Linked DNA regions of Homo sapiens: region 2 is linked to region 1. A link is a contact called in ENCODE POLR2A ChIA-PET data. All regions are on one chromosome and are shown on one strand. Each heading gives the region's core, a stretch centred on a gene start or an enhancer-like site at or near the end of the contact. The rest is flanking DNA. Distances are from core to core; before and after follow the strand shown.

What was found. ChIA-PET counts read pairs that join two places held with the same protein, here RNA polymerase II (POLR2A).
Region 2: POLR2A ChIA-PET joins it to region 1 with 10 read pairs in GM12878. The contact joins two enhancer-like sites. POLR2A ChIA-PET finds 5 or more read pairs at or near these places in 3 of 52 experiments (B cell, GM12878 and H1).

Annotation. Positions count from the first base shown.
Region 1 is chr11:66,881,504-66,885,807 of GRCh38, reverse strand. The region is part of intron 3 of PC (pyruvate carboxylase); the gene reads left to right. Among named protein-coding and RNA genes, the nearest start is that of LRFN4, 27 kb to the right of the region's middle. RefSeq lists enhancers at 2,357-3,094, 3,095-3,832. Within about 2 kb of position 2,352, at least 12 of the 41 ENCODE cell types and tissues checked have a DNase peak (open chromatin) inside an H3K27ac peak, as active enhancers do.
Region 2 is chr11:66,656,810-66,661,113 of GRCh38, reverse strand. It overlaps a transcript of RBM4 not described here. Among named protein-coding and RNA genes, the nearest start is that of RBM4B, 19 kb to the left of the region's middle. Within about 2 kb of position 1,978, at least 2 of the 41 ENCODE cell types and tissues checked have a DNase peak (open chromatin) inside an H3K27ac peak, as active enhancers do.

The sequences.
Region 1 (4,304 bases), core at 1,103-3,602:
CTGGAGGCCAGAAACCCCAATTCAAGGTGTGAGCAGGGCCGTGCTCTCTCGGATGGCTCTGGGAGGGTCCTGCCTGGCCACTGCCAGCTTCTGGTGTTTGCCAGCAGTCCTTGGCCTTGCCTGACTTGTAGCTGCCTCACTCCAGTCATGTGGCCGTCATCTCCTGTGTCTTCACATCTTCATTCTGTGTGTGTCTGTGTCCAGATTTCCCCCTTTTTATAAGGACACTAAGCATATTGGATTAGGGCCACCCTAATGACTTTATTTTTACTTGATTACCCTATTTCCAAATAAGGTCACTTTTTTTTTTTTTTTTTTTTAGACAGAGTCTCACTGTTGCCCAGGCTGGAGTGCAATGGCGCCATCTCGGCTCACTGCAACCTCTGCCTCCCGGGTTCAAGCAAATTCTCCTGTCTCAGCTTCCCGAGTAGCTGGGATTATAGGCAGCCACCACCACACCTGGCTAATTTTTTGTATTTTTTGGTAGAGATGGGTTTCGCCTTGTTGGCCAGGCTAGTCTTGAACTCCTGACCTCAGGTGATCAGCCCACTTCAGCCTCCGAAAGTGCTGGGATTACAGGCGTGAGCCATCGCGCCTGGCCCAAATAAGGTCACATTCTGACCTAGGTGCTAGGGGTTAGGACTTCAGTGTATCTTTTTTGGTGGGGGACACAATTCAACCTCTAACACCGGGTGACACCCGCTTGTCCTGAGCTTGACAGGTCCCGAAGTCCCCAAGGCCTCTGGGAGGCCCTCTCTAATCCAGCCAGCATTCATGTCCTGTCATCTTGGAACGAGGGGAATTGAGTGGGGAGCAGGTCCTGTGAAGCTCTCCAGCAGGGGTGGGGTGGCCTGAAGAGGGTCGGGAAATGTCCTGGGCCACCTGCAAGTGTCTGCTGGGTCCTGGCATCTTCCTCCCTGCAAAGATTGTCCAGTTCTGTTTAGAATTGAGTCTTTGGTGCCCCTAGCCTCTGTCGCCCCTCGCAGCCCTGAAACTCAGCTTCCCTGGTTCCCATTGCCAGGCTGCGTCTGAGTCCTTTTGGGCTTTAGTGACAAAATACCACAGGCTGGGTGGCTTTTAAACAACAGACATTTATTTCTCACAGTTATGGAGGCTGGAAGTCCAAGATCAAGGTTTCAACATATGGGTGTGGGGGGCACAGGCACGCTCTGCATTAGTCTGGGAGGTGCTTTTTGCTGACCTTGTCCTTCAGACCCTCTCTCTGTCCTGTCAACATCACTTTGGGCTCTAATCAATATGTATGGGACATTTGTGTGTCCCACTAGTGTGTGTGTGCTGTTCCCAGGAGGGGCCAAGCCTTACTAATCTTTATCTGAATGCTCCATAATATTTCTAGGTAAATCTTTTTTTTTAACTAATTGATTAATTATTTTTTGAGACAGAGTCTTGCTCTGTTGCCCAGGCTGGAGTGCACTGGGACCATCATGGCTCACTGCAGCTTCAACCTTCTAGGTTCAAGCAATCCTTCTGCCTCAGGCTTCCAAGCAGCTGAGACTATCTATGGGCACCACCATGCCCAGCTAATTTTTTTTTTTTTTTTTTGAGATGGAGTTTTGCTCTTGTTGCCCAGGCTGGAGTGCAATAGCACGATCTCAGCCCACCGCAACCTCTGCCTCCCACGTTCAAGCGATTTTCCTGCCTCAGCCTCCCAAGTAGCTGGGATTACAGGCGTGTGCCACCATGCCCGGCTAATTTTGTATTTTTAGTAGAGATGGGGTTTCTGCATGTTGGTCAGGCTGGTCTTGAACTCCCAACCTTAGGTGATCCACCCGCTTCAGCCTCCCAAAGTGCTGGGATTACAAGTGTGAGCCACGTGCCAGGCCACACCCAGCTAATTTTAAAAAGTTTTTTTTTTAATTTTTTGGCAGAGACAGGATCTCAATATGTTGCCCAAGCTGATCTCAAACTCCTAGACTCAAGTGATACCCCTGCCTCGGCCTCTTAAAGTGCTGAGATTACAAGCATGAGCCACCACGCCTCACGGTGAATCTTAACAGCCTCATGCCACTCTGCAACCTCATTGTGACCTGAAGTATTTCTTCACTGATTCATTCCCTCAGACATTTATTTAGTTCTGGTCTTACGCACTGTACAGAGTGCCAGGGAGATGTGGGGACAAAAGAGACCAGGGATCCTGTGCCCAGGGCCCTAACAGTGTCTATTAAAGGAGACAAGACGGGTCAACAAATCTTTATAACATTAAATGCTCTTTGCTGAGGACACAGACGCCACGGAGACCTCATGGAGAGCCCCCTGAGCAGGACGATGGGTGGGGCACAGACAAGGACAGAGCTGAGGGAGGTGGCTGCCCGGGGAATATAGGGAAGGCATTCCTGAGCCTACTCCTATAGGATGTGGAGGAATGGGGACAAGTGACCTTCCCATGTGAGCCCTGCCCACACCCCGTGCTGCAGGGTCGGCAGGAAGCTGGCTCCTCGTGCGCCAGGGGGCAGTGTTGGCCCTGAAATTCTCACTGCTTTCCAGTGAGGCTGGGATGGAGCAGCCACCTCACTGCAGGCCCTCGGGACCCCTCACTCTGCTTTCTCTGAGACCCCCTTTGTCCCCCAGTCCACAAGTCCCGAGACCATGGCGCCAGTCGCCTCGGTGCCACCCTTTCCCCCTCGGCTGCTCCTTTGAATAGAGGGTTGCCAGGGCGATGAGGAGCCCTGCTGGCACTGTTCACTGCTGTTCGTCGCCGCAGTGCCACTTGGAGCAGCCGGCGCTCCTGGGGGCCCAGAGCCCGGACAGCTGAGCCTCGGCGAGCACCCGTGCTGTGTCTGTTTCCGTCTTTGGTATTGTCTCTCTCCTGTCTTCTGTGTCTGTCACCTGCATTGTTTCCAGCGTCCTCCCTTCTGCCCCCCCTGCCCAGAAATCTCAGCCTCAGTCTGTCCTCTCTTGGGTGCTTTGATATCAGCCGTGGCAGCCCTGAGAGCCAGGTGGAGTCGTTCTTTCATCTGTCCCTCTTGGCTGCCAGCCCTGGGGCCCGTCGGACATGTTTAGAGCAGAGCCGCCTGGGGAGAGCGGCCCCATCCGTCAGAGCTGCCACCGCCGCAGCCCCGAGTGCTCTGCCAAGAGCTCTTTCTTTCTGGTTCTGACCTGCTTTCACTGGCAGCTGTGGAGCCCAGCTGGGGCTAGGGGCACAGCCTGGTGCGGGTGCTGGTGCTGGGGGCAGCTGGGCCCATAGGAAGTAGGTGTGTGGAGCTTTGTTGGTTCGGAGGTTCCTGGGGCCTGTTTCTGAACCACACTTCTTTCTTCTCTGCCCTCTGCTGCTCTCCAGCACACCTCTGAGGATTTGCTGAGGGACCCAGGTGCTCTGCTGGGCTTTCAGAACCAACTTGCTGGCCACCCGCCCCTGAAGCAGGGCCTGGTCTTTCCCTTCCTCTGCGGCCTCTTGCCCACTGCTGCCCTCTGAGGCTGCAGGAGACGCTCTGTGAGGACAGGAATATGTAGGACGAAGCGATGTGGGGCCTCAGCTGCAGCAGCTCTTAGGTGGCGCCCTGCCCTGGTCCCCAGAAAGGCTGCTGAGCACTGGGGCCACGTTGTTGTCTGGAACAAAACTTGGGGGATGATGGCCTGACAGCAGGATTCTGTGCTCCTTCTGGTTGCAAGAGGCATCCTGGGAGATGTAGTTCAGGTCTGAAGTAGTGGGATTTCAGGGACATTTTGATGATTTATTAGACAAATTGAAACTGCCTTGGCTTATCTGGGACATGTGACTGCTGACATTGTTCGTCAGCTCTCGTTGGGAAGCTCTGAGTGCCACTGGTGGCCCTGCTGGAGGCCAGGCCAGTGACAGTTTTATCAGAAGTGGGGTTTTTGGTTTTGGTATTTTGGTTTCCAAGTGCCTGTCACACTGTGCTCCTGATGAAAGCCGTGACTTACTCCTTTAGTTGAGTGAAGAGTCCATAGGCCAACTCTGATGGGTCCGAGCTCCTGCTCTGGAGGGGGCCATATGAAGCGGGCTCCAGGCCGGCTCTGCTGGTGGCCTGGGTGTGTCACTTAATCCCACTGCACCTGGTCCCTTACCTGTACAGGGAGGTGATGAGGGGCTGTGAGGGTTACTGAGTGAGTCTGCGTGAAGAGCCACAGTGGCCCCTGCCTGGCAAGGAGCAAGGCTCTGCTGGGGTCACTGCCCACCATTGTGCCCTCCTCCACTGGCACTGGCCGGGCACCAGGTGGAGCTCAGTGAGTATGTGTTGTGTGCTATGGAAGCGGCAGCTCTGTCAGGAGCGGGGCAGGTGACGGCCAGGCCCTCGCCCTGCCTCAGCCTGCAGGTCGTCGTA
Region 2 (4,304 bases), core at 729-3,228, 220 kb after region 1:
ATCTGAAGTGCCTTAGGTTTGCAGGGCCTTTGAGAATCCAGGCCAAATTCAAACCGTGTATCTGTCACCCCTGCAAATCCACAAGAACCCAATGAGGTAGCATCACTGGCTCTCCCAGCAATTAAGGCTACTGAGATTTAGAAAGTTTAGGCCGGGCACGGCTGAGCGCAGTGGCTCACGCCTGTAATCCCAGCACTTTGGGAGGCCGAGTCGGGTGGATCACGAGGTCAGGAGATCGAGACCATCCTGGCTAACATGGTGAAACCCTGCCTCTACTAAAAATACAAAAAAAATTAGCCAGGTATGGTGGCACATGCCTGTAGTCCCAGCTACTCGGGAGGCTGAGGCAGAAGAATGGCGTGAACCCGGGAGGCAGAGCTTGCAGTGAGCTGAGATCGCACCACTGCACTCCAGCCTGGGCGACAGAGCAAGACTCCATCTCAAATTAAAAAAAAAAAAAAAAAGTTTAGGTCGGGTGCAGTGGCCTACCTACACCTGTAATCCCAGCACTTTGGGAGCCGAGGTAGAAGGATCACCTGAGGTCTGGAGTTTGAGACCAGCCAGGACAACATGGCGAAACCCTGTCTCTACTAAAACTACAAAAAAATTAGGCAGAAGCCTGTAATTCCAGCTATTCAGTAGGCTGAAGTAGGAGAATCACTTGAACCCAGGAGGCAAAGGTTGTAGTGAGCCAAGATCGTGCCACTGCACTCCAGCCTGGTTGCAGAGCAAGACTCTGTCTCAAAAAAAAAAAAAAAAAAAGAGAGACTCCCATCTCAAAAAAAAAGAAATTGTGATAAGTACCACAAATTACACAAAATGGGTCCAATGGCAGGGAATAATGGGAGGACATATCTACTAAGCTACAGGTGGTTTGGGAGGGCATTCCAATACTTGATCCTGAAGCTAAGACCTGAAGTTAAGTTAGCTCTAAAGCAGTAAAGAGAAAGGTCCCTTCAGATTTAAAAAAAAAAAAAAAAAAAAGGCCCTGAGGCAGGAAAGAGCTCAGTGTATACAAGGATCTGAAAGGAGAGTCAGTATGGTCAGAAAAGGATAGATAAGCAGGGAAAAGGGCCTGAGATAATAAAGTGTGACAGAGGAAAGGCACGTTCAAACTAAGGGATTGGGCATTTTACTTTAGATAAAAGGGGAAGTTGCTGAAAGGTTCTAAGTAACGAAAGAAACATCTGATTTACATACATTTCACAAGAACATTCTGGCTATTAAATGGAGAATACTTTGAAGACCCAAGGGTAAGAAAAAGATGGACCTGGAGGTCACTGTAGTCATCTTGGTGGGAGAGGATAGCATGGTCTAGACTATGGCTGTGGCAAAGACATGGAGAAAAGAGGCAACATGTGATATAAACATGATCAAGAGCTGCTAATGGTTGGGGAGGGCGTAAGAATGACTACCAGCAATCTGGCTGAAAGAGAGAATGGGATAAGGAAGACTGAAGGAGAAATGATTTTAGAGTGGGGAGTCTCAGGAGCTCTATCTCAGATATACCAAGTTTGAGGTGTATTAAGACAACCAGCCAGGTGCAGTAGCTCATGCCTGTAATCCCAGCAAGTTGGGAGGCCAAGGCGGGCAGAACCCGAGGTCGGTAGTTCGAGACCAGCCTGGCCAATATGGTGAAATCCCGTCTCTAAATTTTGTATCTAAAGATACAAAAATTAGCCAGGTGTAGTGGCACGTGCCTGTAGTCCTAGCTACTCAGGAGACTGAGGCAGAAGAATCACTTGAATCCGGGGGGCGGAGCTTGCAGTGAGCCGAGATCGCGCCACTGCACTACAGCCTGGGCAACAGAGTGAGACTCCATCTCAAAAAAAAAAAAAAAAAAAAAAAAAGAACCAAGAAGAAATGTCAGCTAGGTGTCCAGATCCCTGAATCTTGAGCACAGAAGAGAGGTTTCAAACTGGAGATATCAAGAGTCTTTAGCACCTGGATCAGTGTTACATAACAGAAATACAATGTGAGCCACAAATGCAAACCACATAGGGAACTGAAACAGGTGAAATTAAATTGTATTAATTTTATTTTCCCCAGATAGTCTGGTGGTTAGGAAAAAAAAAAATTTTAATGTATTTTTACCCAATATGTGCAAAAAAATGACCATTTCAACATATAATGAGCATTAAAAACTGAATATATATATATATATATTTTTTTTTTTTGAGAGACACTCTTGCTCTGTTGCCCAGGCTAGAGTGCCGTGGCCCAATCTTGGCTCAATAGAACCTCCGCCTCCCAGGTACAAGCAATTCTCCTGTCTCAGCCTCCCAAGAAGCTGGGACTACAGGCACGTGCCACCACGCCTGGCTAAGTTTTGTATTTTTAGTAGAGATGGGGTTTCACCACCTTGGCCAGGCTGGTCTCAAACTCCTGACATCAAGTGATCTGCCCACCTTGGCCTCCCAAAGTGCTGGGATTACAGGCGTGAGCCACTGCGCCTGGCTTATATTAATTTTTTAAATCCCATAGGTATTTGGTACTCGCAGCACTGTATATGTCTCTGGCTACCACACTGAACAGCACAACTCCATATGGTATACAAAGCCAAAGCAATGAATGAAGTCTTGAAGAGGATTTCAAACTTGGCACTAGTGATAACTGGGAAAGGTGCCCCTCCTGTGCATTGGAGGATGTTTAGCCACATCCCTGGCGGGAGAAACCCCCTAAATTGTGACAATTAACAATGATTTCAGGGAATCTCTGAGCCTATTCTAGTTGCCCATTTAAAACAAAACGAAAAAAAAAAAAAAAAAAAAAAAAAGGTCAGACTAGGCCAGGCACAGTGGCTCACGCCTGTAATCCCAGCATTTTGGGAGGCCGAGGCAGGCGGATTACCTGAGGTCGGGAGTTCAAAACCAACCTGACCACCACGGAGAAACCCCATCTCTACTAAAAATACAAAATTAGACGGGCGTGGTGGTGCATGCCTGTAATCCCAGCTACTAGGGAGGCTGAGGCAGCAGAATCGCTTGAATCCAGGAGGCAGAGGTTGCACTGAGCCGAGATCGTGCCGTTGCACTCCAGCAGCCTGGGCAACAAGAGCAAAACTCCATCTCAAAAAAAAAAAATTTTAAAAAAGGGTCAGACTAGGTGGCTCACGCCTGTAATCCCAGCACTTTGGGAGGCTGAGGCAGGCAAATGGCTAGAGCTCAGGAGTTCAAGACCAGCCTGGGCAACATGGCAAAACCACAACTACAAAATACAGAAATTAGTTGGGCATGCTGGCATGCGCCAGTGGTCCCAGCTACTCGGGAGGCTGAGGTGAGAGAATTGCTTGAGCCCGGGAGGAGGTGGAGGTTGAACACGGCACTCCAGCCTGGGTGACATAGGAAGACCCTGTCTCAAAAAAAAGGTGGGGGAGGGGGCAGGCGAGGTGGCTCATGCCTATAATTTTTTTTTTTTTTTTTTTTTTTTTTGAGATGGAATCTTGCTCTGTCGCCCAGGCTAGAGTGCAGTGGCGCTATCTCATCTCACTGCACCCTCCACCTCCCGGGTTCAAGTGATTCTTCTGCCTCAGCCTCCCAAGTAGCTGGGACTACAGGTGCGCACCACGACAACTGGCTAATATTTTACATTTTTAGTAGAGACGGGGTTTCATCATGTCGGCCAGGCTGCTCTCGAGCTCCTGACCTCAAGTGATCCACCCCCTCGGCCTCCCAAAGTGCCGGGATTACAGGTGTGAGCCACCGCGCCCGGCCTAATCTTAGTAGTCTGGAAGGCTGAGACAAGAGTATAGCTTGAGCCAGGAGTTCCTAACCAGCCTGGGCAACATAGGGAGACCCCATCTCTACCAAAAGATAAAAATAAAAAATAAATTAGCCAGGTGCAATGGTGCATACCTCTGTAGTTCCAGCTACTTGGAAGGTTGAGATGGGAAGACCGCTTCAGCTCAGAAGGTTGAGGCTGCATTGAGCCATACTCATACCACTGTACTCCAGCCTAGGCAACAGAGCAAGACCGCACCTAAAAAAAAAAAAAAAAAAAAAAAAAGACTAAAAAATTGATCAGGGGCTGAGGATTAACTACAAAGGGGCACAAGGGCTTTTTGGCTGACAAAAATGTTCTGTATTTTGATTGCAACAATGGGAACAAGATTGTAACCATCAGTTACCAAAATTACCAGTACATTGTCAAACTGGGCATGGTGGCTCACGACTGTGCCTATAATCCCAGCACTTTGGGCGGCCAAGGTGGTGGATCACCTAAGGTCAGGAGTTCAAGACCAGCCTGGCCAACATGGTGAAACTCCGTCTCTGCTAAAAATATAAAAATTAGCTGGACATGGTGGC